7 separate regions of the Mus musculus genome follow, and regions 1, 3, 4, 5, 6 and 7 are each linked to region 2. Evidence: chromatin loops called from intact Hi-C (ENCODE). Cell type or tissue: heart. All regions are shown on one strand. Links, peaks and the distances in the headings refer to the core of each region. The heading gives the core; the rest is flanking DNA.

Region 1 (4,335 bases), core at 191-4,190, 94 kb before region 2:
AGAAACTTCCCAGCTAAAGACTTGTTCCAATTTCAACCTCTGCCTCAATGATAAAACAAAACTTAGGGGAAGAAAGGCCTTACCCAGCACTGAGGGAAGTCGGATCGGGAACTCAAGCAGAAACAGAAGCAGAAACCATGGAGGACTGCTGCTTACAGGCTAACTCACTGCACTATGCTTAACTAGCTTTCTTGTCGACTCCAGGTCGACCTGCCTAGGGATGGTACCGCCCATAGTGGGCTGGGCCCTGAATGTTGATCTTCAAATCTCAGTCAAGACAGTGGCTGACACATATAGTCACAAGTTTAGCTGATGGAGGCAATTCTTCTCTTGAGATTTCCCCCATGGCAGGTAATTCTAGGTTGTATCCATTTGACAACAAAAGCTAACCAGGACGGCACTGTACCAACTCTGCCACATTCAAAACTATAGTCAAGAGAAGTTCAGCAGTGCATACAGGATTTCTCCATTGACAAGTGGCAAGGCCAGCCAGCATGTGCCTCAGGCTGCCTAGCTGCAGCGCTCCATGGTTTTTGTGAGGGCAGTGACTGGATCAGACATGCAGTATGGAACCCCCTGCAGCAACACTACAGTATAGAAAAGGCAGATGTCACCCAGACAGAATTATTATATGGAAAGGTTGAACCACTCCCAGAAGAACAATGGCCCAGGGAAAAAGGACTAAGAAGGAAGAGGGCAAACAAGAAAGATGGTTGGCCACCCCAGCTAATCATGGAGGGACAATGTGGTGGATCTCGCCCAGTCTGCATGAAGGGCACCTAAGGACATCACTACCTGCCCAATTTTGCCCAATTTAACAGCAGATTCCTGGGGATCCGTGCAGCAATTTCATTACTGAGAGAGATGCAAAAGCCAGGATATGGAGTATCAAAGGCACATACTCAAGTACAGCAAAGGAGAAAAGAGAGGAGCAGGCAGGAGGCCGTGGGAGAGACAAGAGGATGTGAAGAAACAATTGCAGAAATCCCAAGTCTGAGTATGGAGTGGATTTATCCAGTGAAATAGGACACTCCTATCCCCTACCTAGACCTGTGAACTAATCTTATGTGACCTGTCTTCAGTCCACGAGGGACCTCGACTATCAGAAAGCAAGGAACAGGGCAGTGTTTGTCAGAGTGGTTACAGAAACTTCCTAAGCTTCATCTGAGACTCACTGCTTATGGAAGGAAGGTCTGAGATTATTCTGATGCAGACAGCTTAGGCCCTGGGAAACACAGACTTGAGGCCTGAGGTATACAGACCTCAGACCCGCTGCAGCAGCAACCACCTGGGTTGCTATTGCACAGCCAGCCTTGCCCCAGACCTACTGAACTAGAATCTTCAACTGACAGAGTCCCACCCTCCACTCCAGCTTCTGAAGACTTATAAAGCTGGAGGCATCAGGGACCGTTTCAGGGAGGATTTGGGAACTGAGGTCAGTGGTCCTAGGAACCTGCCAGACATCTTTAGTGCACAGAGCCCAGAGATGTTCCTGCTGGGTTTGTGTGTGCTGGGGATGGTACAAGGATGCACACACAGAGATCAGAGGACAGCCTTCTTGCTTCAGACAGGGTCTTTCACCTGCCTGGGATTTCAGCAGTATGCTGGGCTAGTGGCCCACAAGCCTTCAGGGGTCTTCCTGTCTCTGTCTGTCGTCTGTCTCACCATCACCAGGTATGCACATGTGAACTCCCACCCCTGGCTTCTTACAAAGATCCTGGGATTCAAATTCAGGTTCTCACGACTTTTACAAGGCAAGCATTTTCCCAACTGAGCCAGCTCCCCAGCTGTCGATTTTTACCAGGAAAGGCACCCCTGAGGGAGACTCCCATTGTGGTTCTGATGTTTCAAGCCCCTGCTGCATGCTCTGGAACTGAAGAGCAGTTAGAATTTGCTTCAGCTACTAAATATTCAAGCTCTTCCCCCCCCCCCCCATTTTTTGCAGAGGAAATATGTTGTACAGGGTCTTGCCTCTAATCTCTAAGGCTCCTCAAAACCCTCCACACTGATGAGCCAGGCCATACACTGACCTGCAGGGGGCAGCATAACAATGGTTTAGGCTCACTCTGGAATGTCTGTATTCATATCTTGGCTCCACCTTTCCTGTAAGCTTCAATCCTATATAAAGGGTGTGTGTCTGTGGGATTTAGTGTGGCAATCTAAATTCTTTATGATATCAGCCATGCAGAGCACTGAGCAGAGAGTCTGGTGTACAACGTTGCAACAATATTCCCAGGTTGGCACAGACCCCAGAGTGCCTCTGTATACTCTGCTCACTAGGAGTCCAATCTTTTTGCATATGTAAACAATTCAAAATCTATTCCTACACATGTGCTCGTGTGCCAGCAAACGGTTCTGTCTTCCCACAGGGACAATCATAGGTATCTGGTGCTTAGACGTGACCAAGTCCCTTTAGAGTGGAGGAAAGTAGAGCCTAGGGGAGCTCGAGCGCTCAGCTCACCCACAGCAAGAGCTGGCTCCTGCACAACCCTGCGAAAGAGACAGTAACAACCAGGAGGAGGGAGGGAGGGGGGGTCTTCTAGAGTTTGCCATTCTCCCTGCATAGGAACACCCAGGCTGCCTGAGCAACAGCTGATCTGAGGAGGGCTGCATCTTTTCAGCCGGCTGAGCTGCCTGTCTCTTCCCCTGAAACCCTGTTAGTCACTATGAGTACCCTACCTCCCTGGAATTAAATACAAAAGCCACTGAAGCTGCCAGGGTCCACAGTTCTTGGGCACAAAAGCCCCTCATTAGCCTCTGTCCCTGTCTTAAAATCTAAGCAAAACATTAGGATGTAATGACAGAGGATGAAGATAATAGGTATCCGCAAATGCTGACCAGGGAGGGGTGTCCCAGGGTTCACATCCACTGGGATCCAACTGTGGGAAGAATGGTTACTTAACAGGCAGGAACAGGGATGAAGCAGAAGGAGACGTTGTGAAGACAGGCTGTTAAAACAATCAAGAGGTCCTTTAAAAGTCTTGAGAGACATATGGGGGAGGTGTCTGTCTCTGTCTATCTCTCTGCCTGTCTGTCTCTGTGTCTGTGTGTCTCTGTATGTGGTTGTATCTCTGTGTGTGCATGCGGCAGATGGAAGGAACCCTGCTGCTCTTTAGCAACCCTATCTGGCTACCTGTTAGGAAAAGCCTAGCCGAGAAAGCGGCCACGAGAGAGCAGGACACGTTGTCCGTGCATTTCCAAAGTCTTTCTTCCTCGATGGGGTCACTCAGCAAATATACGCTATGCTGGGAGCGCACTGTGCTTGTTGCTGGGAAAACTGAGCAAGATAAATTCAGGCCTTTTGCTGGCTGTCTGAAAACATCTAATGGCCCTAGAAAGCAAACACCCATGGCCTTTATTGCATCTGATGCTGACAAGTCATAGGTAGAAACACACAGTTCTATGTGAACTGGAGGAAAGAAGGTCTACCTGCCGGGGAAGAGAGGGGACAAAGATTTCTGGGAAGGAATGGCTACAGAGTGAGGTATTCCTCTTTTTATGTACCAAGACAAATCTATCCATCAATCTACCTAAACATGCATTAACCCACTCACCAATCAGTTAATCCATCCATCTATCCATCATCCATCCATCCCTCCCTCCCACCAATGGTTTGAAAATAGACCCATGCACTCATCAACCCATGCACTGACTCCTTCATTTACCTATACCCATCCATCATCAACATAACCACCCACCCAACCACCTATCCACATTATTTTGTTTGTGTTTTGATTGATTGTCTTTTAAAACAGGTTCCCACTTGGAAGCCCAATGGAGTCTGGAACTTGTTATGTAACCCAGGCTAGCCTCCAACTTGCAATTCTCCTGCCTCAGCATCTGGAGTGCTAGAAATACAAGCATGAACACCAGGCCCATATTCTGTGTGTGTGTATAAGTGATCATGAATGTGCATGTGCATGCATGTGTTGGTAGGTGTGCACATGTGTGTGGAGGCCAGAAGATAACCTCAGCTATTATTTCTAAGGTACTGGTCACCTTGTTTTGTTTGTTTAAGGGTCTCTCACTGTCCTGGATATTGCCAAGTAGTTTAGGATGGCTGGCAAGAAAATCACAGGCATCCACTCAACTACCATCTGTGATGGTTTGTATATGCTCGGCCCAGGGAGTGGCACGATTAGAAGGTGTGGCCCTATTGGAGTAGGTGTGTCACTGTGGGCATGGGCTTTAAGACCCTCATTCTCGCCAGGCAGTGCTGGAGCATGGCCGGTGGATTTCTGAGTTCGAGGCCAGCCTGGTCTACAGAGTGAGTTCCAGGACAGCCAGGGCTATACAGAGAAACCCTGTCTCGAAAAAAAACAAAAAACAAAAACA
Region 2 (4,335 bases), core at 137-4,136:
AGACTACTTGCAACTACTCAACTAGTTAAAAAAAAATAAACAAAACCCACCCACAGCTCAGGCCGAGAAGCAGATTCTTCAAGAAGAAAGGTTAATAGGCACACTGCTTCTAGTAGGAGGAAGGGAAACCAAGCCTCTTCCCTGAGATGTTCAGGGGTCTTACCAAAAGCTAGCCAGAGAAGGAGAGGATGCAGCAACCAACCACTCATTTTCACACCCGCTTTAGAATTATCTAAAGACTCACACACTTAAGCCCACCACGTGCAGCATCCAGGTGCCAGAAAATGGGGCATCAGACAACGTGATGTAACTCTGAAGTGATCTGCGCTGCCAGACAGGATACATGAGAAAATAGTAACAGCCACAATCTTAAAGGCCCAAGTCTTGGACTTAATACTCAACTCAGAGCCCAGGTTTCCTCTACAGGAAACCTTCCAAAGTCCTGGGCTCTACAACCTCTCTGGTATTAGCAACTTCTCAGGGAAGGATTGAGGACTAGGAAGGGAGATGTTGGCTCAACAACCAACCCTTGTTTCCTACAACACTTGGTTCAAGACATAGTTCACACTTAAAAGATGATCCTTAGTGTAACAGGGAAAGGCTTCAAGCCACCTAAAGGTCCTAAAGCAAGTTCAGTAATCCAAAGCCACAGCTAACTTCAGCCAAGGAACACTGGCGGTCCCTCCCCTACCCCAACTATGGCTCACGGTGACTACTGCACTTCCTTGCTCTATGGTATACGTCCACAGGCATATTAAATAACCATTGCTGAAAGGGAGAAACATATAATTTTTTGTGAACTCAACTCATGCGACCCAGTACAACAAGAAGATGTGATAATTAGTGTCCACTGGTCCTAAGCAGAGAACACACAGAGGAGCCAGCTGGGGTGTTACCAAGGGACATGCCATTGCTATGTGAATTAAATGTGTGAATCCGGGCAGATCTTCATGTCTGAGATGCCCTGGAACTGAGCCTGCTCTAACAACCTCCAAATAACTTGCACCTGCTTATAGCTGCCTAATTCACTTTGCCCTCCCTTCCTTCTCCACAACCCCCTCCCCCCAATCCCCATAACTCCAGACAAACAGAACACAAACCCTCAGTCTTGGTTTTAAAAAAAACCTACAGCAGCCACAGGAGCCTAACCCCTCACTGGAAACTGAGCAAGCCCACAAGACATTTAAATGGAGTCTCAGAGGAGTGGGGATGATGGGGGAGGGGGAGGTCCCGCTGGCCAGTCATTTGAGAGGATGCACAGGACTTGCAACTTCTAGGAAGGGAGGGTTGCTGGACATCTGCAAGGGGTAGCTCAGAAAGGTTTTGACTTCCCTCACAACAAACACAACGCAGCAGCCAAGTTTTCTGGAAGTATTTGGAAAAATCCGACATAAATTAGACGTGTGAATGATACGGCCACAGAGCATGAAATCTTCAGTAAAGAAAGTTCTGTGAGCATCAGCTGCCCAGAAATAAGCATCAGGGGCCAAGGGCGGGCAGAGCTGTGGAGGGGCTGCTGACAGCTGTGGCCAGCGGGCAGAGGCAGAGGGGAAGGGCTCCAAGCTGGAATTCGGAGCGTGCCCACATCAGCAGAAAAGTTCCTGGGAACAGCACTCTGTCTGGGAGGGACCCTGCGGGTCTCAGGATGCACGCGCTCTGAGATGCAGGGACCAACGGCCGTTAGAGGAAGCCCCGGTCCTCTTTTCCTTCCCTGCTCCCTGAAGGTTAAGGCATCTTCGACAGACGACAGAAGTAAAAGATCTGCTCCCAGGATGAACGAATGATTTCCATGTCCATTCCCTACTGCATCTCGCTATTCCCAAACCAGACACGGTCCAGGGAAGAAGAGAAAGGAAGCTGGGATGCAGATGCGGGGAGAGCGTAGATGGGAAACTGAGGCAGAAAAGTGTATGTTAAAGGCTGAGGGAATCCGGGAAGACCCGAAATCAAGAGTGGAGTCCTCTCCTTTCCCTCCTCGGTTCCCAGCACACAGAGCCACACTCGAACTACGCCCAATCCGGGCGGCCGCCCGGCTCTAGGGAGCCGGCGCCGCACAAAGCTCCGCCCGCGCACACACACGACAACAGCACCCGGTGCGCCGGCCCACACAATAGCGCGGCGCGCGCCCCGCCGCGGCCCCTCGCGGGGTCCCGGCCAGCCCGGCGCCGAGGTCCGCCCTTCGCGCACACCCACGCCCGCAGCCCAGGCCCGCGCGCGGAGCAGGGACGATCGAGGCAGCCCCCGCGCCCGGCGCTCGGTGAAGCGCGTCACGCGCCCCCCACTCACCCGCAGTGCTGCTCAGCAGCAGGCACAGCGGCCCCAGCAGCCACATGGCGCGGCCGCCGCTCCGCTGCCCAGCGACGTTGCTGCCCCGCGGCCTCGGTCAGACCCCGCCTCTCGGCGCCGGCCACGCCCTCTCGCCGGCCCAGCCACGCCCCCGCCCTCCCAGGCCAGAGAGCTCAGCCAAGTTCTGCACGCTCACAGTTGAATGTGGCCGCCTGAGCTCTCCTCCACGGTCCAGGTTACAAAGGTCCGGCGGATCCAGTTTTTGCTGCCTCAGGGGTCAAATTGCGAGGAATTCTTAACTGCCCCGGCTCTTCTCTCGGCCGGTTTCCCTTTCTTCCTGCATCCTGCGGGGATGAGAGAGTCACCATCTCCCCAGAGCCTAGATGGAAGAAAAAAGTTTGAAGAACCGGTTCTTAGGAGAAAACTTTTTTTCATTGTTGACAGTGAAATACGACCGTTGCTTCTCAAACTCCAAAATGTATCAGGCAGGCTTGGCGACCCCGTTATAAAGCTCACTTCCACTCAACAGGTCTGCATTTCTAATAAACTGGGGGGGGTGATTCTCAGGATGGTAGTTCCTGGAGCCACTGGAGGAGCAGAGAAGACATTTCATCCTGAGATCTAAGAACACTGAGGAGAGTTTTAAATCCCCAAAACTTTATGCATTTTCCATTGTTTGGGCATTATACACTGTTTTTTAAGGAAAGCCTATTATCATGGAGCTGAGGAAATGACTTAGCAGTTGAGAGCAATTGACCTTCTCTGGTTAGACCTTCAAATGAGCCCCCAGCCCCAGAGGAAGCCATGATTGCCTTAAGTCCATGTGCTCCTCTAAGCTGCATCTAGGTTACTAACCAAAAGACTGAGTGCATTCACTGGGTTATTGCTTTCACCAAAAAGTCTTTTGTTACAAGGCGATAACATTACTATTCATGGCATTACAGCAAACACTGACCAGAACAGCTGAATCTCACTTAGCATCCTCCAGAAAGCTGCAGGAGGATGGCACTAGTCTGCTTCAGGCATGGCACTCTCATGGTCACACTTTACCTTTACAACAACCTCTGAAGACAGACAGTAATGTTTCTGTGACACAAATGAAGTCTCTGAGGCTCAAAAAAAAGAAAAAAAAAAAAAGAAAAGAAAGGAAGGAAGGAAGGGAAAACATTCTCAACAGCCACACATCGTTACTTACCACCGTGAACAAGCCCAGTTCAGAAGACCATAAGACACAGAACTTATCTGCAGCTTCAAAGATGATGTGGCCACTGGATCTGAGCTATGATCATGGAAATGCTCAATAAACAAAAGTTAATTTCAGCGTTTAATACAATTCTACTCCCAGGAAAAGATTTCTGGGTTGCAGCTCCCACTCCCCAAAGCCACTGAGCCTGAGAGTTTTCCCTGCTGGAAATTAAAGTCATTCTTTAGCTGTTGCTGAGTGTGTGTGTGTGTGTGTGTGTGTGTGGTGCATGCATGTGGGTATGTGAGCGTAGTGTGGTGTGCGAGTGTATGTGTGTGAGTGTGTGTGTAAGTATGTGTGTGTGAGAGAATGTGTGTAAGCATGTGTGTATTGTGAGAGAGAGAGAGAGTGTGTGTGCATGTGTGTGTGGAGAGAGAGTGAGAAAACACATGTGTTTAAATTGTCAAGCTAACACTGCTGGGAAATGACTTCTTGTAATTCACATTTAATGTAGTCATAGGATTTCAGGAGAGAAATTGTCTTATGTCTGTTAACAAATATTTTGCACTATCCAAAATGATAGAAATTTTACCTTCCACTTTTTAAAAAATTATATATTTATATATATATATATACATACATACATGTGTATATATATTGTATTATATCTATATATGTGCGTGTATGTATATATATGTATATATGTATATATATATCTTCAGACACACCAGAAGAGGGCATCAGATCCCATTACAGATGATAGGGAGCCACATGTGGTTGCTGGGAACTGATCTCAGGACCTCTGAAAGAGCAGTCAGTGCTCTTATCTGATGAGCCATCTCTCCACCCCAGCCCCTTACCCTTCC
Region 3 (4,335 bases), core at 195-4,194, 280 kb before region 2:
AGGCGAGCAGCTTAGTCCTGATCAATGTATCTGTCTCTGAGCCTGTAGATGTGCCTCACTCCAGAAAGCCAGGCTGCCTTTCCCTGCCAGGATCAACAGAGCCCCTGGGCTTTGACAGTGAGGCACCCAGAGCTCACGAGCTGCTTCAAACCACCCAGACCCCAGAGGTTGAAAAAGGAGATCAGGGCATTGAGCCAACCCCGTGCCTCTTCCTGTGTCTGCCCATGCCGCTGGATGAGGCTGTGTTGGAGTGTGTATGTGCATGTGGAGGCTGGAGCTTCCTCAGGAACTATCCAGCTCGTTTTCCGAGACGCGGTCTTGGATCATCCTTGAACATGCAAGGCAGATGGGCCAGTGAGTTTCAGGCATCTTCTTCTCTCTTCCCAGCTCTGGGATCACAAGCATGTGCCACCACCCCAGCTTCTTTACTTGAATTCTGGGGATCTAAAACCAGGTCCTTTACTATCTGAGCCATCTCCCCAACGCTGCCGATTCAGTAGCGGAAGAAAGTTTGTGATTTCCCACAGGTGACCTAAGTTTGCCTTGAGTGTGGTGACTTCCAACCCTCCTAGATCAGCCCTGCCGGCTGCCTCTGTGGATCCTGATCGTTGTCCTTTGCCTTCCGTTTCTGATGATTTTCAGTGTGAAGACAAATGGACACCCGAGTGAGCCACTCAGTGAGGTCTCTGCACACACACAGGCCCCCTGCCCAGGCACTGCTAGTCAAGCTCTCTGGCCTGCTGTTCACAAACTTCCAAGATGTGAGTCCAGTGTGGTGAGAATGTTACCACAAGCAAGGAACTCTTATTAGTTATCATTCCTTTTACATTCGTTTCTTTTGTTTCTGTTTAATTTTGTTTGTTTGTTTGTTTTGGATTTTCAAGACAGGGTTTCTCTGTATAATCTTGGCTGTCCTGGAACTCTCTTTAACTACCAGGAGGATAGCTCTGTGTGTGTGTGTGTGTGTGTGTGTTTTAAAATGATGGACTTAGTTTTATGTACATTGGTGCTTTGTCTTCATGCATGTCTGTGTGAGGGTGTCAGATTCTTTGGAACTGGAGTTACAGACAGTTGTGAGCTGCCATGTGGTTGCTGGGAATTAAACCCAGGTCCTCTGGAAGAGCAGCCTGTGCTCTTAACCACTGAGTGACCTCTCCAACCCCTTATGCTCTAATCTAGAAGCTATTGGCCGTCTAGAACTTTGAAGGTTTTCAAGCCATTAACCTGTTTTCAGCCTGTATCCACCGACTTCCAATCCTGATAATTCCTGAACATTCTTTTTGTTTGGTTGGTTTGTTTTTTGGTTTTTGGTTTTTTGTTTGTTTGTTTGTTTGTTTTGTTTTGTTTTGTTTTTCGAGACAGGGTTTCTCTGGCTGTCCTGGAACTCACTCTGTAGACCAGGCTGGCCCGGAACTCAGAAATCCGCCCGCCTCTGCCTCCGGAGGGCTGGGATTAAATGCGTGCGTCACCACGCCTGGCTCCTGAACATTCTTAACTGCATACTGATGACCTTTATACAATCCGATCTTCTTTGGTGCTCACATTTCTATGGTTTAATTCCCCCCACCTCTTTTTAAAGCAGTTTTGAGAAAAGAAAAAAAATTGCTAACGGCAGTAGTACAGGGATGGTGCCAGAGGACCCTAATCTCCACAGAGAGAGTTTGCAGGCCCTGAATGCTTGGGAAAGGCCCGAGTGGGCTTTCTCCCTCTGCCTGATCTTCCCCATTGTTTCTGTGGTCCTGCCGAATGCCTGCCTTTCTCCAGCCTCGTCCCACAGCCTGAGTACCCGGATGATGGGCAGTTCCTGTCGGTACCGAGTTTCCAGCTATAAAGTGATAGCCTGTCTCTGGGATTCATTTCATAAAAGATGTCACTGGTCACGAGGTCTTACTATCTTCTGAGGTGACTCAAAAAAACTAACTATAAGGCCTAAAATCCAAACAGGAAGGCAATCGCCGCCTGCTGCTCGGCTAGCTGCAGCTGGAACTTGCATGATAAGCCCAGCAGATGGCGCACTTGTTCTCTCGATCTCATCTGTCTTAGTAATGAAAACAAAGACCGGGAAAGGTGAGGTGGCAGCAGACCTCTCCCAGAGCCCGGGCTAGGGAGAGGCTACCTGTAAAAGAGGCCCTCAGATCCAGGCCTGTTATCTCGTTATCTCCTCAGGGCAGCAAAGGTTGGAAGAAGGAGAAGTGGTAGCAGGGACAGACTCCCAGGGACCCCTTTCAGGACTTTTCCCCTAATGCCCCGATGCATCTGCCACAGGCTAGTAAATCCAAGAATCTGTACCTTTGGACCGGCCAGACACAGCTTCGCCAAACAAGGTTTGTGCGCGGCAACCACAGGTCCAGGATTCAGCCAGCAGAGAACTTTCTGTACCATGGGTGGATAGTGGAGGCAGGATGCAGGTCTAGGGCTGCTTGAACTAAATCTCGATTTCTTCATCTGTATAAGAAAGAGATTAAGCTTAACTCTTCCTGACAGCACTGCTTGGAGGAGGTTAATTATGTATGAAGGTATCTGAGTCGGGGAGGGTGCCCATCCATGGCGGGTACATGTCTGCTCTGCGTGCTGCCTCTTCTAGGTAAGGCCCTGTGCAGAATGCCCCAGTTCTGGTGTGAAGGGGGTTTGCTGTGTTCTGACCCCCACCCCCATGGCTGGTGAGGAGCCCAGGTAACTTTCTGGACTTCCTTGCTTCGGGCTCAACAGCTTTCTCCTATTTCTGTTTTCTCCTCCTCCTCCTCCTCCTCCTCCTCCTCCTCCTCCTTCCTCCTTCCTCCTCCCCGTCCTCCTCCTCCTCCTCCTCCTTCTCCTCCTCCTCCTCCTTCTCCTCCTCCTCCTCCTTCTCCTCCTCCTCCTCCTTCTCCTCCTTCTCCTCCTCCTCCTTCTCCTCCTTCTCCTCCTCCTCCTCCTCCTCCCCCTCCTCCCCCTCCTCCCCCTCCTCCTCCTTCTTCCTGCTGCTCCCACTGTCTGACTAGAGTCTAATGGCATTCCCCTGCCCCAAATTCTTAATGGCTCCTTAATGCCCCAGAATGAAGGCTAAACTCAGAATTGATACTCAATGTCCTTCATAACCAGCTTTCCACCTACATTTTAAGCTTTTGGAACAAAATTGAAGAAATTGACTTAAATCTGAATTAACAGGGTAGAGTTCTGAGGATGGAGGGAATAGAAGTTGTTGGTAACAGGCATGGACGGGTCTGGCTACCAAGAATGGAGTCCCCCCTACTTCTCATATTATGTATTTTTTTTCTCTTGTTCTCTTACTGTGTCAGAAAGTGTCTTGCTATATAGTTCAGGCCAGCTTCAAATTCATGATTCTCCTGCCTCAGCTTCCTCTGAGGGTGTGGTGACCTGTCCTCTTGATGTGCCTTTCCTTAAGCACAGAGTCTAGGTTTTGCTAATTATTTTGTCCCTAGCAGCTAAGACAGTGTCTGCAGTTATAGATGCTCAGTCAGTACTCACTGGAATGCATGCGAGCATGAATGACTGAGAATGAATGAATGAATGAATGTCCTGAATGTGCCAAAGGTTGACTAAGCAACTATCCCCAGTGTTCACTAGCTCCTGGCCTTTTCTAACCTGAGAAGCAGAATGGGGTGGGGGAGGGGCATTAGAACAGTGCAGCCAAAAGCAAGAAACCAGAGCATTCTTGATCTAGCAACAGGGGGACGTCGTGATGACAAGGACTACAACTGTTGTGCCCACAGCCTCTTAGAACACTCCATCCTAAACCTCCCAGGAAGGTCAACCTGACTGTAGGGCTCTGGTCAGTCAGAGGGTGTGCTTGTCCAGCCATCTGTTTCCCAGGATACCATTTCCCTAGCACAGATGGCACCCGGACCTTCCTCACTGTGTCAGCGAGCTGCGGAGGACCCAGCATTGCTGAGGCTCAGCCTGGTCTCTTTCGACCCCGTTTTCTCCATCACTCGCCTCCCCTCCACCCTCCATATGGCTGCCTCACTTCGGTGTCCTCCCAAAAGAACTCCTCCTTCTGTCTGGCTGCTTAGCACCTCACAGATGGGAATCTAGAACATTTGGGAGAGGTTAAAAAGCAGTTTCAAACTGTCTGTTTTCTTTTTCTCAAGCTGGGGATTGAACCCAGGGCCTTGCATGTTTGACAGGTGGTCTACTGCTGAACTCTAACCCCGGCCCCCAGTGCCCTTGTCATTGCTTAGGAGGGCATCTGTTTCCCTGTCACCATCCCAGGAATCCTTTTCTCACCTGGAATCCTGGACCGGCCTCTAATGGGGCTGCCTGCTTTTTCTCCCCAAATTCAGCCTTTCCAGTCAGCCTGAAGCAGGACAGACTTGTGAGCAGAAGAGGAAGGGAACA
Region 4 (4,335 bases), core at 102-4,101, 210 kb after region 2:
TGGAAAGCAGATGGTTTAACATTCGGTACTATTTCCAGTTAAATATAGAAAAATGGGTATCAGGAAGCATGACCAAGAATACTTACACCTGAGCTATTATTTGAGGGGTTTGCCACTTTGTTTTTGAGAAAGGAACCTCACATGATAGGCTGACTTCAAACTCGCTAGAGAACTGAGATTGACCCTGAACTCTGATCCTACTGCACTCACCTGTGGAATGCTGGAATTATAGGTATGAGCCACCTTGCTAAGTAACTATTTATAAAAGCAAGAAATTCCAGAAGCTGAAAACAAGTCAGATTTCATGTACACAGTGATTTTTGGCATATCTATAAAATGGAATTCAATACACCAATGAAAAATAAATCACAGGCAGTCAATGAATGAATTGCACAAATGTCTTTAAAAAAAGAAAAACAAACAAACTCAAAACACTGCGTGTCAATAATGTAAAAACCGTAATGTCAATTCAAGTTTAGAGATGCATACAAATGCTGTAAACACAAAGATAACCAAGAAAACTGTTAGTCCAAAGGTCAAGAAAATGGCTACCAAAACACAGTTATAACTGGAGTTATGAAATGTCAATATTACTAATAATAGTAGTCAGTAATACCTCTATTAATTACTAATAATACAATTAGTAATAATAAGTACTAATAATGATTTCTGGTCTGGGTGGAGGTCTCAGGAGTATTTGCTCTGTGATTATTTGTTAAGCTATATATTTTGTACACTTCTGCATGTGTACTTCTCATAATAAAAGTAGGAATAAAGGAAATATTAATACACAGTATTTTCATTATCAAAATAGTAGTTATTTTGAGGCCAGCAGTTGTAAGACTGCATAGGGAAACAAAAGCCATAACAGACGTTTACCAAACACTTATTACTTAATGAACACAGAAAAGCTGTTCTATCAATGTTAGCCATCGCTGTATACATAGAAGGCAACCCAAATGCAATCAATATTTACTAGATGTCTAATGCTGACAAAAACAGGGCCAAGCTGAATACATCCAAATCTAGCCAGTGAACATAAAAGCCTCCATCTCCACACCAATGTAGCCTACCAGCTATACTTGTTTCCTACCAAGTCTCAAACAACAAGGAACCTAAGACAACTCAAGACACACACCACAACACCTGTACCGCCACTTTCCGAGTCTTCTACTAGAGGAACCAGCTCCTTGGTTTTGTCAAAATCACCGTTTCTTTCTCATGTTTTCCAAGTGGGCTGAGTTACCATAGCAAGAGCCCTAAGTCAAAACACTTATCCTAACAACGGTGATCATGTATAGAAATGGGCCTAAATGGCGTCACAGTTCTCAAGGAATGGCCTATCTGAATTCCAGGGAGAAGTAATTTGCAAACTGTCAGAAACTATACTCAAGATTTTCTGTGTTCTTGTATGTTCACAGATGAGAACTGACAACTTGACAATTTCAACCAAAATGGTAGACTAGGCACGGCTTCCAACATGGCGACTCGTCTTGTTGATACATGAAAATGAATGTGGTCACAGCTAGGCTATCTGAAATCGGGGATCCTGTTCCCCTTAGACATGTCTGAATGCCCGATACTCACTCTCAGTTCTTCGAAGGCTTCGTCCAGCGTGGACAGCTGGTGGCCCCGGTGAGCCCCAATGACTGGACACAGGACACAGATGAGCTGCCTATCTTCCTGACAATAGGTGCTCAAATCCAGCCCATGGTCTGGACACTTCCTCTTGGCCACTCTCTCCGCTTCCATCTCTATTTCGGGGTCAAATTCGCTTTCTGCCTCAGTTTCTCCTTCTGCCTCTGATTCCCCTTCTTGGTTGTCTTCCTCCGCCTCGCTCTCCTGCTCATCCTCCATCTCTTCCTCGCTGTCTTCTTCACTCTCCTCGTCACTCTCATCCTCACTGTCTTCCTCGGTCTCGCTCTCTTCTTCCGACTCACTGTCTACCTCCGTCTCGCTCTCTTCTTCCCCGACCTCGCTCTCTACCTCCCCCTCGGCCTCCCCTTTGGCCTCGCCGTCTTCGGGGAGCGCGTCGTCTCCCCCGCTGGCCGGCGGAGTCCAGGCCTGGGCGCCATGGACGTAGGCAGCCAGGCGGTGGCTGAGGAACTTCTGGCGATGCGCGTCGGCGTGGCGGCGGCAGTAGCAGAAGCCGCAGTCGCGGCACACCTCCTCCGCCCCGGGCGCCTCGTCGGGTTCGCACTCGTCACACGTGCCGTCGGGAGGCAGCTCCTCGCAGGCCGCGCCCACTCCGGAGGCCATGTGGCTGCAGGGACGAGGCCGAGGCCTAGCGGCTGGCGTGCTCTCCGCCTTCAGCGCGGAGCGCCTTCCTCACGCAGGCCCGCTTACCCCCGGGGTCTGGCCGGCCGCCCCGCCTGGGCCGCGCCGCTGCGCTGCGCCGCGCCGCGTCTGCAGCTGCTGAGGCCTGAGGGCCCGGCCAGCCGTCAGCGCTGGGCCTGGCGCCCGCTCGGTCTCTTCGCCGCGCGCCGCGCCCGCGCCCCGTCCCTCGCGCGCCACTTCCGGCGCGGCAGCCTGCGCCCCGTCGGCCCCTGCGCCGCGCAACCCGGCCTCCGTTGCCCGGCAAGATCGCGGCCGCCGCGGGCCCACGCCGCCCCGGTTCCACTTTACCCACGCCGTCAGCGGCCTCCTTTCACTTCCTGAGTCACTTAAAGCGGCAAGGACCCTTTTCTGCGTTTTCCCGCGGGGCTGAGCATCCCCCCCGGAAGGAGAAGCTCGAGCGCAATCTCTCCTCGCAGAGCAGGGCGACGGGCCCCGCCTCTCCCACGCCCTCCCTGGAGGTGTCAACCTGACCGAAAACCACTAGCCTGCGGTCCCTGCGGACTTATGTCACTCTGGAGACACTGTCCCCGCCCCATCACAGCCCCCGGATTTTCAAGGGGCCAAGGCCCCAAGGCTCTTTATCACACCGAACCTGCCCGCCTGGGATTTCCATAAAGCCCCCAAAAGGGCTGTGTGTGTTCTTCTAGGCTACTGAGGTCTCAGTCTGACTGAGCAAACACGCAACATTTTTGATCCAAAGCAATACTGTGCCTTGTGTGTTTGCAAAGTCTATTTGCATCCCGGCCTCCTAGGGGTTCAGAATCTCTGAGTAATAGCTGTGTCAGGTGAAGGGAGGTGAGGGGGATCATAGTTTTGAAGTGAGATGCCAACTCCCAGTCACTAACTGGTCACTCTAGATTCCAAGCCGACACCAAGAGAAAGGAAAGCGGTTGATACACATTAAACAATGTTAAAGTGCCCCAGACCGTGCTAGATCTTCTTGTGGTGTTTTCAAAGCCTGATTTTAGAACTTTATCCACTAGAGTCCCCAAATCCTAAGGCCACCACTTAGGTTTGGTAATCATGGACAAATTACTTCATCTTTCTGTTTTAAAAACCACCCCCCCCCAAAGACAACAACAACAAACAAACAAAAAACACCAAACTCTGTAAAATAGAAATAATAGCAATATCTCCTTCGTGGGGATTTGTGGATTAAATGTAAAGGAGTCTGTACAGAAGTGATCAGTAAGCTTTATTAATTTTAGCATAATTTATAATGCTGACAATGACACTTCAAAGGTCATTTCATACCTTAAACATAAGACATTTTTGGTGGGCTGCTGGTAATGTAGCCATCCCCTTCTCTACCATCTATGGTTGTCTCTCCAGTAACAGAAAAAAAAATGTATTTGAGAGAGAAAGGAGGACATTTTGCTCTAGTGGGGCAGAGGAAAGTGGATTACAGAATGGAAAATAGCTAGGCATGTGATGCACACTCTCAAGCACTTGCGAGGCAGAGACCAGTGGGTCTCTTAGTTGGAGGCTAGTACCTTCGACTTAGGGGTTCCAAGACAGCCAAGGAAACATAGATTCTATCTTTGAGAGGAGTGGGGGTGGGGAGAAGGGAAGGAGAAAGAGATGAATGGTCTGATTTCTTTAAATAAGAGTGCTAGGATTTCCAGATCTCCACAAAAACATCAAGGAATGTAGATTAATTGACATTTTAAATAATGTTTGATGTCTCTTAATGTACATTTAATCTCTGTGCAGCTTTTGTTAAATATATTTTTTTAGAAAATTAAGAGTTTTGTTTGTTTGTTTTTCTTTTTAACCTCAGAACAATTCTATAGAATGCTGGAAAAAATAATTTGTTTTGTTCCGATCCTGTGCACATCTCTGTTTTCCATCCACTTATTTCTCAGGAAATGACTTCTATGTCTTCACTCAAAACAGGGATTGATGCCCCATTCTGGAAAAAGAAATTGACCAATGACAACCCAGACTCCTGCATTAGTGGATCTATGAGCAGTGTTAGCTGCTTGGTTACTTCCATCT
Region 5 (4,335 bases), core at 251-4,250, 100 kb after region 2:
AGATAGGACAGTCTATTGAGTGACCTGTGTAAAGACAGAGCTACAGAACAGAGCAAGCTGTAGTCCCTTCCTCTCCAGACAAGGGTGAGATCAGTGAGGCGAAGAACACATGAAGTTTGGGAGGCAAACAGATCTGGTACAGTTATTTATGGGTTATTTGTTGTAGACTTTCTTCTGCTTTGGTTTCTTTGTTTGCAGATAGCTTCAGCCAGACTTCTCCAGCAGAGCTGCTGCGAGGGTTGGAGCTGGGGAACTTTGCACACAGATAGATGTACAGCTTTTTCCTTTGCAGCTATGGGGAGCACTTCCTTTTGAGGTGGCAAGGTGAAAGGCAGGTACTGTTTGGGGAAAGGAGAAAACTGGACCCTATCAGAGCTTTTTGGATGTGTGAGATTTTTCTCACAGGCCACATACTTACCTCTAGAAGAGCTATTCATGATAAAAGAGGCAAGATTTCCCCAAGACCAGTCAGGCAAGCCTCTGGAGCTAGGGAGTCAGGCTGTCGAGGTTATCAAAGTCCCTAGCAGGATGCTACCTGAACCCAGTACCTGAAGGAGGAGGAGCAGGCACCTGCCAAGCACCCCAAAGTGACTGTTCAGAGATCTTTTACAATATACTGGTGCATAGTTGATTCTCTGCCTTAAAGGATTAACACTGGGGTTTTGGCAGATCATCACAACCAGGTCTGGTGTGTGAGTAGCCATAGCCAGCCAGGTTCAAGGTGCCTTTCCTTAATCCTATCTAGTGCCAATAAACCTCTAATAAAAAGAGGAGGAGAGAATGAAGTGAGGTGTTTAAGGCAACATGAGCAGGTCAGAGTGGCTGGTATCAAAATCATAGAGTCATCTACAAAATTCGTTTGAATTCATATTGCATTTGACTTGAGCCTGTAACATGAATCTCTGATTCTCCTGGGTGTAATGCCAAGCTCCATTTCATTTAGTACCCACAACCACCCTGGATCCTAACATCGAAGGCAGGGAGTCCTGAAGGCTCCTTTGACAGCTAGAGGATATCTATAGTCAGTGCCCACAATGAGCGGGTACGTGGTAGGGGAACCATGAGAACCTGGGCCAGCTGGCCTTCATCTCATCTTATCTAGAAGCAGCAGCACCTCATTCTTTAGGTTGTACTGATGAAGTTTGGTTTTCCCTGGGAGACAAGGATAGGGAGAGCTTTTGGATGTGGGTAGATTGGATCCTTGCCACTTTCTGCGATCTCCCCAAAGAGCAGAGTGGAGAGTGTGGTTATGTGGAGAGAAGGGGTGAACACTTAACAACAGTCAGGCACGCTACAATTTAAAGAGACGACAGCCTTGCTGTTTAGCATGGCAACAAGATATAAATAGGTGCTAATAAGTAAAATCAGGCTAATTGCTGAAAAAGTACAACTCATAATAAGCCTGCTTTACATAATGTTTGCACACTCTAAAATCATTTAATACCTATGGACTTTTATCTTATCAGCATAGAAAATTGCCAACTTTGCCACTATTAGTGGTGGGATTCAGGCAACTCTCTTCATTTGCCTGAGGCTCAATTTCATTGGCCATAAAATGAGACTAATAATTAACTTCTTATAAAAATGGACCTGATGAGGTAATGCGTAGGAAGGGCCTTTAAAAACTGGGAAGCACTGTACTGAGCTGTTTAGCAGTAATTGTTATAATAATTGTGCACAGCAAGTATATATTTCAGGGGGTGAAAATGGTTGAGAATGTAGTTTGAAAATCAACATTCAGGGTGCTCCAAAGGGCATGGGGCAAGGTTACTAGGTAAAATGCTCGCAGTACAAGCAGGAAGACTAGAGATTGACCATCAGCATCCATGCGAAGATTTAGAAAACACCAGGGGTGTGCACATACAATTCCAGCCCTGGGGGTAGGGCCCCTTGAGGGTGCTGGCCAGCTAGTCTAGCAGAACCTTTGAGCCCCAAATTCAGTGGGAGACTCTGTTTCCAGAAAACAAGGTCAAGGAATTGTGAGAAAGACACAGACATCAACCTCTGTCTTACATGTTCATTGTGAGCACTTCCCCTAAGAATAATCTAGAATAACTATATACTAAACTCCTGTTTTTTTTTTTTTTGTTTTTTTTTTTGTTTGTTTTTTTTTTTGTTTTTTTTTTTTTTTGCTTGTTTTTTTTAAAGTGGAGTCTATAAATTAGAGGCATCTAAATCTTATTTTTTTTTTTTTTGCACACTGTCCTCTGGAATAAAATAAGATCCACATCACCTTTGGTCCTTTGGTATCTCCAGAAAACAACTTGTTTCTGAAAGAAACCTGGATGGTTCAAGCTCGTAGGTTAAGGTAGGTCTCCTTATGAATATATCTTCTGGGTTAAAAAAAAATAAAAAAAAGAAAAGAAAAACCAACTAGAATAAAACAAGCACTTCATTGTGGATAAAAACAATTATGATCTGTGGGTTGTACTGAACTATTCAAAATCTGACATACATATACTCACTATTAATATCCAGGAGTTCGACTCTGTGAAGCCAGGCTCATTAGTTCCCCATTCAAGTTCATGTTTTGACTAAAAGCTACCAATGGCAGACCCCTGCTGGCCCAGAATGGTACTGTATAGGGTAACACTCCAATTCCTATTAATGGATATATTGCCTAGAGATGAAAGAGCTGAGGTGTCAGATGTTCGGGGTTCCCCCTGACTCTTTCTATGCGTGAATACCTGTGGGAAATGTTGGGTATTTTCCTCAATTGTTCATTTTGGAAAAAAAATTAATCGTTGTATGTGTACGTGTGTGTGGTGAGTGTATTTGCGTGTATTACATGCATAAGCCTGTAGCTTTCAGAGGAAGCAGTTGGATCCCAGAAGTTACAGGATCCTGGGAATGAAACCCGTGTCTTCCACAAGAGTGTTCTTACCATGGAGCCCTCTCTGCAGCCTCACCTTTTTTGACACTGAGTCTTTCCACTAAATATAAAAGCTTGTTCTATCAGCTAGGCTGACTGGTGAAAGAGGTTCAGGGATTGATCGTCCTGTCGCTGCTCCCTTCCAGTGCTGGAGTTACACAGATGAGTGACCGTGCTCAACATTTTACCTGGGTACTTGGGATGCACACTTGGTCCTAGACTTGCATGACAAGCACTTTAATCACTGGGCCATCTTGCCAGCACTACCTCTATTTCTAAGGCTGGGATTTTCTACAATGGAGGAGGGTTCTTTAAGGGGAATCATGGATCCCAGTCTCCTAGTAGGGTAGTTTGAGCTTGGATTTCTGTCCTCACAGTTTATGCTCTGTTGCTAACAATAGCTTATAGGTAGTGAGTGCTAAGGGTGTTCATACTCATTGTTCAGTACATATTCTAACCCCATCAGGCACAGCTTTCTCTCTCAAATGCACAGAAGGGGACTATGGAGGGTCAAGGGCAAATGCAGTGTTCAAGGACACATGTAAAGGGGGTCAAAATAGGAACCAGAGTCTGCAGGATAAGGGATACCCAGGACTGCAATTCTTTTTCTTCTTAGAATCACTATTTCCTCCTCTTTCATGAAACTGGAATAAAATGAGATCCACTTCTATGAGGATCCTGAGGAAAGGAAGCACAAGAAGAACCCAGAAACTTCTCAGGCTGGATGCCCCCCACCCCATGATGCAAACTGGAGGGTGCAGTACTAGTTTGTAATGAGTTGACAGTATAGGCAGACAACAGTACCTGTGTCCATGTCCAATCTTGGTGTTGTCTATAATTGACAGAAAACAAAGCCTGAAGAACAGACCAAAAGCAGGAGGAGCAGGCTGGAGGGAGGGTACATGACCTACCCCATCTCTGCTTGAGACATCACAGATGACCTCTTGTGCCCCTCACAGTAGAACAGGCTATGGAGGTTTGCCAATGACCAGAAGTCAGGATCTTCGCCTCACTTAGTGTACCATGACCCAGGGTATCTTTTGCCTCTTACCCTTGCTCTTTCTCTCTGCAGGGCTTGTGTCTCTGGTTTGGCTTGAATGACACAAACCCAGTCTTCATAAGAAAACTCAATCATCATTTCATTACAATCCCAGAGAATGTTCCATGATTACACAATGGCAAGCTGTGATTGCCAATCCAGACAAGGAAGTGATTTTCAGAAGTGTTGTTGGCCAAGTCAGCAGGCAGTGGAAACCCACCCTGGCATTCTGCAGTGTTCTTCCATATGGTGAACTCTTAAGATTCATAGCCAGTTTCCTGTGGAGACCTATTTCCATCATTATCATTCCTATGCAAAAAACTCTTGCACGTGTCAAAGTTTTAAAGAGGTTTAAGTATTTGATTTTAATCTTATTTTGGTTTTTTGAGACAGGGTTTCTCTGTGTGAAGCTCTGGCTGTCTTG
Region 6 (4,335 bases), core at 156-4,155, 67 kb before region 2:
TTATCCCATCCTTTATATGCATTACACACAAATGCCCTGCCAGTACTACAATAGGCACATGCTCTGTGCTCTTCTAAGTCCCCTTAAGCACACAAGGCGCACCCCACCCAGTGCCTTAGCAAAGTGACGTCATCAAATGTAAGCGCCTAAGAAGAAGCCAAAGCAAGAGAAGATCCCCCTGTAGACTCTGTCTTTCTAACCCTCCTCAAGCCCAGCCCAGCTGCCTCTCTGGCCTAGTGGCTTCCATGGGTTATCTCTAGTTCCCTTTTCAACCAGCAGTCTACACAGTGAAGAACTGTGTGGGAATATATATAAAAGTCAGGGCCTAGAGACATTTTCTTGCATTGACTAGGGGTGCTACTGCCATTTAACATGTAAAGGTCAGGGATGTGATACGACTTTGCATGGAAGGGTTTCGGGGGAGGGAGGAGTGCAGCTCTGACTTTTCGATGTATTGTGCCACATTTCTCCTAATCTGCCACCCACTGAGACACACCACACCACAGAGCCATCTGGCTTGACAAGTCAACAGTGCTGAGGCAGAGAAACACCTGCTACTCAGCAGTTCTCAGTCGCTCCTGTTGTTTCTCTTTTCACACAGTGAGCGTTTTCAGTGCAGGTGACGGTATCTCTAGGACCTTCAGCAACTCTGAATTCTTACATCCTGGTGTAGAGAGCCTCTCTTCAGAGGCATGACCCTGACTCTGAAGCCCCAGCACCTCCCTCCTTTAAAACCAGTGTCTTGATCACACGAATGTCATTCCTGTTCCCCAGGCTTCTAAGCACGGGGCAGGCTGACCCAGCAGAGTCTTCAGCCCATCTTCTCCCTGGTGTTTGGGGCTGCATTGGATCCCTCCAAAGCTTTAAGCTGTAGGCCTGTTAGTAATCTCGTAATGGGAGCACATTTGTCTTTAGAGAGGTAATACATTAAAATGAGGCATTAGAGTAGACCCTAATTCAACATGACTGGTATCCTCACTGGAAAAGAAAATTAGGGCAGACACACACACACACACACACACACACACACACACACACACACACAGGAGAAACAACATGAAGACACAGGGAACCATTAGTAAATCAGGGGATGGGGCTGAAAGGAACCAACCCAGCTGACAGCTTGATCTCAGATCTCTCTGATGAGACAAACAATCTGACGTTCAAGCCACACTATTGTACTGGAAATCTAATCCAATATGCTCTCCTCCTTCTGCTTATTCTTTTGACCCCCAGCATAAGTCATCAAATCTGAGAACCTGTCCCAGGCACCCAGCCTGAGGCTGGTTCTTCTATTAATCCCTCTGATCCCATCCTGTGTTTCCCTTAATCCCAGCCCATGTTAGTGATTGCCTCTTAAGGAATATTCCTGCTAGGCACACACACACACATACACACACCATACACACATACACACCACACACAAACACATACACACACCACACACATACACACCACATGCATACATACCACACATACACACACACACCCCACATACATCACACACATACACACACACACCATACACACCACACACACAAACACACCACACACACACATACACACACACCACACCCAGAGGCACAGGCTCTGTCTGTCCTCAGCTCTGCACCCCAGGATTCTACAATTCCCAGCTCTCCCATAAGTATCACTGACAACTCTAAGAAGTAAACCAGGCATGGCATTAGTACCTTAACCTCCATCCCTGAACCACCCCATCACCCTTACCCCATTTCTCTAGCACTTGTGTGGGACTGTGCATACATAGTTAAACTAAGGAATACAGAGAACCTAAACCTGAACAGGTAGATCGCTATCCTGTCTGCTTGAAAGGTTAGAAATCTTTCAACCCAACAGCTGGGCATTCTAATGGCAGCAATATTTCTCCCAGTTCGGTGTCTCGGAATATACTTAAATAAAAACATGACCAGCCTTAGCACAAAGTTGGCTTCCTCCTCCTCTCCTCTCTCTTTTTCACTAAGTCAAAGAATCCAAAGGAGTTGCATGTTTCCCTGCAGAACATCACTTAACTGAAAATAACTGCACCATCTGTGCAGGAATGGAAAAGTAAAAGCCACGCCCTTCCTTGTCGGGCAGAAGACAGCAGCCTGTTGCTAAAGCGTCTTCCAGGGCCCCTGGCCCGCAACTCTTATTTGATGTGGGGAACAGAACCGGAACAACTAGAAACTCCAGCGGGGCTATGCTCACTGCAGTCGCCCAGGACATTCAGCCAGTGACACAAACGTTTCCAGCTGTGAAATGGGAATTTCATCCTGACAGCTGCTGTCCTTTGGCACTTCTCCTTGCTCTCCGCTGCGGCTCCCTCCCTAGCAGCAGCCGTCATGGTCGTCATGGTCGGGTCTGAATGGACATCTGCAAACTATCAGTAGACTCTGCTTTCCGATTGCTCCCTTCGATTCTCCTCCTTCTCTTCCTGACAGCCTAGATCTGTGGGCACCGCTGAACGGAACAAGAGGCACAACTCGTCTGCGCAGCACACACACAGCTTAGCATTCATGCTTGCAGATCTCAGAGAGACCTTCCTTCCCTACTACCTTTTCGTGCTTTTCTCCAGGACTCATTTCTTGAGACATGCAGACACACCTGCATGGACATATACTTTCACTCACCGACAGGTTAACACCACCTAGTGAGCTCTTCTTCAGTGATTTGTTTATAAGCATACCTAGAACATGTGTGAAGAGCCTTTGTGCTCTGGACTGTTCCCGTGTGATGTGAGCGCTACACAGAACCTCGGACATCTGTCCTGTGTATTTTTCCAAAAGCCATTTGGTCCTCATCATGCAAATATCTTCCTGTTCAAGCTTGGATAGGGGAGCATCTGGCTGTCACCGAGAAGGCAGCAGTCACACAAGGATGTCTGGTCTGGCCTAGCTCCAAGCACCTGTGCTTAGCCAGCCCCCCTCCCCGCCCACGGCCTTGTTAATCTATACTCCCTCTGCCCCAGGAGCTCATTCCACTAGTGCTACCTCCGTTTACCCATCTGATGGAGGAGGATCACCCTGATATATTGCTGAGAAAGTGTAACATAACCCCACACTTCAGCTGACTTTTATAGCCACAGATATAACAAAAACATGATCCCTGATCCTGAAAGAAAATCCTATGTTAGTCACATGGTGTTTCCCTGAGCGAGAGTTAAGGATGGAGAAGGACGCTAGGCTAGTGATGGAGCTCAGCTAGCGTCTGCCTAGCATCTGCCCATCACACGGCTCATGGCTTGTTTCTCCCAGGAAGTGCTCCAAGATGGCAGATGTTTTGTTTCCTTCTTATAAAACAAGTGAGGGAAGAAGGCCAGTGGCCAGCATTCAGGAAGCAAGGGAAGGTCACAGGAGGAGGTGCAGGAACTCACAGTTTCCCTAAGGAGTCAGCTCTCTAAGTTATTCTCCTTTGGACCTCTGTCCTCTTGGGCTGAAGCTTCTGCTTACAATCTTACATATGCTTTCACGTCCTTGCATCACTTCATGAGGAAAATTATGTGGGAATGGTGTTCCTGTTTCGGGGAGCTACTGAGCCACTGGGATAAGGTCTCATGTCCACCCTCCAGAGGCCCTGCAGCTCCTCTTGATACAATCCACAAGTTGAACCCTGTGCCACACCAGAGCCTTGCTTTGTCCTTCCTCTGGCTCTGTGAACAGCCCCTGAGACGCCAAGTACTACAGGCCTTCCTCTGCGGAAGATCTACTGTCTACCAAAGCACTTGGATGTGGCAGGACTTTAATAGCCCCCTCCCTTTTTTCTTTTAAGTTCTTAGAAGAATCCCCTGCCCATTTTATAGATGAAGGAGCAGACTGAAGACAAGACTCACCCAAGGTCACACAGCTAGAAAGAGTCAGATAGTTAATACTTCAGTCTTGCTGGCCAGGAATCTAGGCTAAGTTATTGGATAGGTACCTATCTAAGAAAGAGAATAGTATCTCATACATCTTTCACTGATACATTTTTTAAATCTTCAAAATCATTAAGAGTAACTTTCTATATTCCAGGTCTACCACAGAGAGGAGTGGGGTAGGGGGTAATGAACTTCTTGTGTAAGCAAAAGTCAACGCTTATAATTGTCTGCCCTTTGCATCTTTCTAAGGATTGAAGCCTGTAGATCAGGAAGCATCAGACGACAGGTAATGGGCACGTACAACCACTTATCAACCTACAACTGTGCCATCTGTCCACCCCACCACACTCACCTCACGAGAAAGAGACTGCTATTTACCTAACGGTTCCCTGGCCCCAGAGAATCTCGTCTCTTCTGCTGCCCTGTGTCTGTAGCAACAATCAAGTACCAGGCATCCATAGACACCCACAAACGGCTGCTGA
Region 7 (4,335 bases), core at 98-4,097, 79 kb before region 2:
AATACCTATTGGATAAGATCAGCTTCTTTCTGATTACATCATGCAATGAATGATTTGAACATGCCCTCTGGTGAAGGTGCGGAGACAGTCCCTTATCTTATAGCCAAGGAAGTATGTGCTGAGAAAAGTATAGTAGCACTGAGGGCGTCGGGGACTGTGAGAACCCAGCATGGTCTGGCCCTAAAGCCCTGTTCTGAACTATAGGATATATGATTTCACCTTTGGGATGGAAGAACCCAAGGGTCTGGACGTGACTGAGTTACCAGAGGTATTTAAAAACACACAGCAAAATAACACAAGTAGGAAAGAAAGAACACACAAGAGTATACACATGGGTCAGCATGAAACCACAATCAGTCTCTGGGCCACTCTGAGGGCCACTTCTGTTGTCAGAAGTCCAACTCCTTCAGAAGCCTGTGGAATTCAGTACTTCACTAGGGCTAGCCAGAGTTAAGACCTGCAGGAATAGGGACACTTCACATGTGACACAGCAGATATTCAAGCAGAAACTGAGAGTAGGACTGTCCCCAAGAGATGGAGCAAGTATGGCAAGCCAGTTTAAAAAAAAAAAAAAAAAAGGCCCGTGTCCACTGCTTCCAGGTTAGCCCAGGGGAGCACTCGTGTCTTCCCAGTGATCCCCTGGGAAGAAAGAAGAGTCCTCTCCCAGGGCAGCCATTATGAAGCTTCACCAATAGAGTGGACGGTGTAAACGAAAAGCCCTGGAGGTTGTACAGCAGGATCAAGTGGTCATCAGGGCCACAATTCCCCCATCGACTCCAGGCGGATTCCCTTCCTCACCCCACCTTGTCTTCTAGGGAGCACGGTGAACCCTTGGCATCCCTGGCTGAAGGCTGTGTCACTCCCACCTCGGTCCTTGTCAGACAGTATCCCTCCCTCATGTCTTTACATTATCTTCTTAGAACACCACGCAGACTGCAATAAGGGCTCTCCCTACTATAATATGACCTCATGTTAACTATTCACATCTGCAGTGACCCAATTTCCAAGTTAGGGCATGTCCTTGGTTACTGGGAATTAAGATCTGAACATGCTCTTATGTTCAAACCACCGAGAAAGCAGAAGCCGATGCCTGTGAAAGTCATCACACTTCACAAGTGTTGGACACGCATGCATCTCTAGGTGACAACTTAAAACACAACGGTGATGAGTCCATGGCTGTGCTAGTGTACGGGGTGACTGTAGCCAGCTTCCACAACCTGAACGGCTTCAGCAGCAGAAGCTGATTTTCCCGAACTTCTGGAGGACAGATGTCCAAAATCAACGTATATGAGACACGAGGACAGCCGGCTTTCTTCTCCCTGTGGCTTTACATCACCTTCTGTCTCTTGGTATCTGAGTCCAAATTTTCTCTCTTGGAAGGACTTCAGCTGTGATCATTTAAGGCCCACTCTGTGACCTCATTTTAATTCAATTATGTCTTTGCGGTGCTTAATTGTGACTGTCAACTCCAGTGGGGTAAGAAATGCCTGCAAGCTCAGTAAAGCACACCTCAGGTACATCTTTGGGGGTGGGGCACGGTTCAGAGAACATCAGATCCTGAGTTCTCAGACCTAATCAATCGATGTATCCCACAGTGAAAGGCAGGAGGTGAGGCTTAGCTTGAGGAAGTCACTGGGGATGAGTCCTAGGGGTGACATCTTGCCTTGGCTCTTCCCTGTACTGTCTCCTTCTGCTTCTTGGTGACCAGGATATGAAGCGCACTTCTCCACCATGCCCTCTCCGTCAGGATGGCTCCTCTGAAACAGGGAGCAATGACCCCCTTCCTCCCTTCTACGCTGTCAGGTATTTGGTCACAAAGCAAGCAGAGTAACTAATCCATTCTGCTAAACTCCACACCAAGCAAGGTCGAATCCAGAGGCACCGTGCGGAAGGATTTCAACCTCAGACTGCAGCAGGTAGCATTACCTGATTCAAAATATTGGTGGTTCGGCAATTCTGTTTGGATCCAGCTGAAAGGGAAAAATCCATTCAGCTGTAGCTGCCTCCCACAACTCACTGAGAGGTTCCGGCCTTCACTGGCCACAACACCGCAATGGCCACCATCCCGAAGCACGCTGCATGCAGCCCATGACAAGCCTGGATTCCCCAGTCTTTGTACATGCTAAGCCATTAGAAGGCAGCTTATTGAAACAGCCAGTGTCCCGTTCAGGCTAGCAAACTCAAACTCCACTTCCCCCTCTGCTTGCTCTGAGTCCATGCCAACTTAGTTGGTTTAAAAGAAAATGTTACATGTGGTGCCATCTAGAGGCAGAAGAAGCCTAGGACGGTGACAAAAAAAAAAAAAAAAAAGAGGAGGACCCCTTTATACTTCTAGGGGACCAGAGTTCCACACTTGCCCCTGAAACTCTATCCAGTTCTTCCACCATCATGCCTGAGCAATGAGTAAGCAAGAGCGGGGCACAGTGGAGGCAGATGGAATTCGGATTCCAAGTCTGCACCTACTTTCCCACGTCTCTGGTTTGGGAGATTCATTAAAATGTTTTCTTTTAACATCCTTTAGTTTCTCCTCCACACTCCACCAGACATGCACGCACCCAGGCAAAAGTCAGAGATGATAAAAGTGCCACACGTGACCAAAGACACGATGAAATTCTCCCAAGGAGAACTAATCCCACTTGTGAGGAGGAACCCCCAACAGTTTGTCGAGACACAGAGATAACAGTAAAAGCCCATGGCAGAACAGGAAGGTCTCAAGGCACTCGGCTCTAGACATCTGTGTCTCTGCTTTAGCACTGGGAATGGGACTTTGCTTCTAGGAAGAGGTTTCAGAGGCCCATAGGACTAAAGGCCACCTTAAAAATCATTATTGGAGAAAAACATTATTGATGTGTTGAATTTTTTCCTATAGTTTGTATTCTGAATGTCCCTCAGAGGCCCAAGTGTTAAAGTTTTACTGACAGGAGTAGGAAGGAGGTGACGGAGCCTGAGGAGGTGGGGTCCAGAGTTAGTGATCTGACAGGACAGTTAAGAGCACTTGCTACTCTTCCAGAGGACCTGAGTTTGATTGGCAGCACCCATGTTGGGCAGTTCACATCTCCATCCCTCTGGCCTCCATAGGCACCTGGCTACATGCAAACATGTATGTGCATGCACATGAGAGAACAAACACTCATAATTAAAAATAATAGCACTATAAAGAAAAAGTCTACTAGGAAGCCTTTAGGCCATTGGGGGTGGCCTGAAGAGGATGATGAGACCCGGGACCTTCCTCCTCATTCTCTTTTCTGCTTCCTAGTCATGAGGTTTCACTTCACTGTTCACTCTCCCACCACGACACACCATCTTCCACAGGCAACAGAGCCAACTGGGTTCTGAGGTTAAAAACTCCAAAATAACTCTCTTTCTTTATAAGCCAACTACTCTCTTTTGCATTAGTTGCAGGAATTTCTGTTAACTACAACAAGCACAATACAGGTAACATAGATCCACGGGTAATACAGATCCACAAGATCAGCGAAGGGTCACCTACACAGGTGAACAAAAAATACTCTTGGGAGTCTCTGATAGAGGAAGGCTATGGGGTCTTCTAGAGCCAACATGCAAGCTCTGTGTGCTTGCTGGGCCTCTGTGACGACAGCTCCTTCCTAGTAAAGCTCCCGTGGCAACCCAATGCGTTGCTCTAGGACATAAGGTGCCTGGCTCAGTACGGTGCCCAGGACACTCAAGCACATACTCACTGTGGCTCCTGAAAGTGAGCGCTCTCACGGAGGCATCGCGTTTCCTGACACATATGTCTCATCATTTTATTACCACAGAAACAGAGGGAAGACATGAAAAGCAATTTGAATAAACTTATCACTCAGGGCAATTCACTAGCCAAGAACTAGCACACCAAAATAAAGCCTCCGAGCCCCAGCTCTGAGCGGAGGTCCTCCAGAGGCACTCTGCACAACAGCTAATACCCGCAAGGCCCAGGTGAGAGTTAATTTCAATTCATCAACAAATATCTCACAAAGAAATAAAACTAATAGCTAAAAATATAAGCATTCTACCTTGTTAACTAAAAAAATTAAAAATGTAAAATACATGAACTGCTCTCAACTATTAAAATAACCAGGAAAAGAGAGTTTATTTTAAAGATATTACTCAACGCTGCCAAGACTAAAATAGGTCCCAGACTTCACTCCTGGCCAGTGAAAGCAAACCAGTGCAGGCCTATAGCAAAACAAGTGGGCAGTCTGTGGACACGGGCAGGAAGAGCTCCCGCCCTACAGCACAGTCTTGTTTCTGAGAACCCAGTCCTGGGAAATGGGTGGTGGGGGTGCCATCCCCACTGTCAAGCTGTCAATGCCAAAGACTCTTCAGTAGCAGAAA

The links. Hi-C counts contacts between places; a loop is a spot of excess contacts. Peaks named below come from ENCODE experiments on the same cell type or tissue, not always from the same donor. Only the 100,000 strongest peaks of a DNase experiment are listed, where the experiment ranks them.
Region 1: a loop joins it to region 2, with 4 times the contacts of the local background. A loop is called at or near these places in 10 of 42 quality-filtered maps.
Region 3: it touches region 2 in a loop (2.3-fold over the local background); 4 of 42 quality-filtered maps call a loop at or near these places.
Region 4: it touches region 2 in a loop (8-fold over the local background); 4 of 42 quality-filtered maps call a loop at or near these places.
Region 5: it touches region 2 in a loop (2.2-fold over the local background); 2 of 42 quality-filtered maps call a loop at or near these places.
Region 6: a loop joins it to region 2, with 2.0 times the contacts of the local background. A loop is called at or near these places in 5 of 42 quality-filtered maps.
Region 7: it touches region 2 in a loop (2.1-fold over the local background); 10 of 42 quality-filtered maps call a loop at or near these places.

The regions. Positions count from the first base shown.
Region 1 is chr2:102,089,667-102,094,001 of GRCm38, forward strand. The region is part of intron 2 of Ldlrad3 (low density lipoprotein receptor class A domain containing 3); the gene reads right to left. Among named protein-coding and RNA genes, the nearest start is that of Ldlrad3, 95 kb to the right of the region's middle. In heart, for the core only: a CTCF peak has its summit at 2,024 (motif pointing right); no DNase peak of the experiment used is centred there.
Region 2 is chr2:102,183,994-102,188,328 of GRCm38, forward strand. It overlaps Ldlrad3 (low density lipoprotein receptor class A domain containing 3), which reads right to left and starts at 2,467. Exons shown (of 6, transcript NM_178886.3): 1 at 2,287-2,467. The coding sequence starts at 2,332. In heart, for the core only: no CTCF peak of the experiment used is centred there; DNase peaks (open chromatin) are centred at 1,728 and 2,328; H3K4me3 peaks cover 2,020 bases; H3K27ac peaks cover 1,480 bases.
Region 3 is chr2:101,903,956-101,908,290 of GRCm38, forward strand. No RefSeq gene overlaps it. Among named protein-coding and RNA genes, the nearest start is that of Commd9, 20 kb to the left of the region's middle. In heart, for the core only: a CTCF peak has its summit at 1,994 (motif pointing right); a DNase peak (open chromatin) is centred at 2,006; H3K4me3 peaks cover 553 bases; H3K27ac peaks cover 1,083 bases.
Region 4 is chr2:102,398,426-102,402,760 of GRCm38, forward strand. It overlaps Trim44 (tripartite motif-containing 44), which reads right to left and starts at 2,475. Exons shown (of 5, transcript NM_020267.2): 1 at 1,588-2,475. The coding sequence starts at 2,259. In heart, for the core only: a CTCF peak has its summit at 2,111; DNase peaks (open chromatin) are centred at 2,356 and 2,736; H3K4me3 peaks cover 2,376 bases; H3K27ac peaks cover 1,996 bases.
Region 5 is chr2:102,287,681-102,292,015 of GRCm38, forward strand. No RefSeq gene overlaps it. Among named protein-coding and RNA genes, the nearest start is that of Gm34268, 43 kb to the left of the region's middle. In heart, for the core only: a CTCF peak has its summit at 2,564 (motif pointing left); a DNase peak (open chromatin) is centred at 3,961.
Region 6 is chr2:102,117,033-102,121,367 of GRCm38, forward strand. The region is part of intron 1 of Ldlrad3 (low density lipoprotein receptor class A domain containing 3); the gene reads right to left. Among named protein-coding and RNA genes, the nearest start is that of Ldlrad3, 67 kb to the right of the region's middle. In heart, for the core only: no CTCF peak of the experiment used is centred there; DNase peaks (open chromatin) are centred at 2,209, 2,879 and 3,299; H3K27ac peaks cover 697 bases.
Region 7 is chr2:102,105,246-102,109,580 of GRCm38, forward strand. All of the region lies in intron 2 of Ldlrad3 (low density lipoprotein receptor class A domain containing 3), which reads right to left. Among named protein-coding and RNA genes, the nearest start is that of Ldlrad3, 79 kb to the right of the region's middle. In heart, for the core only: a CTCF peak has its summit at 2,260 (motif pointing left); no DNase peak of the experiment used is centred there.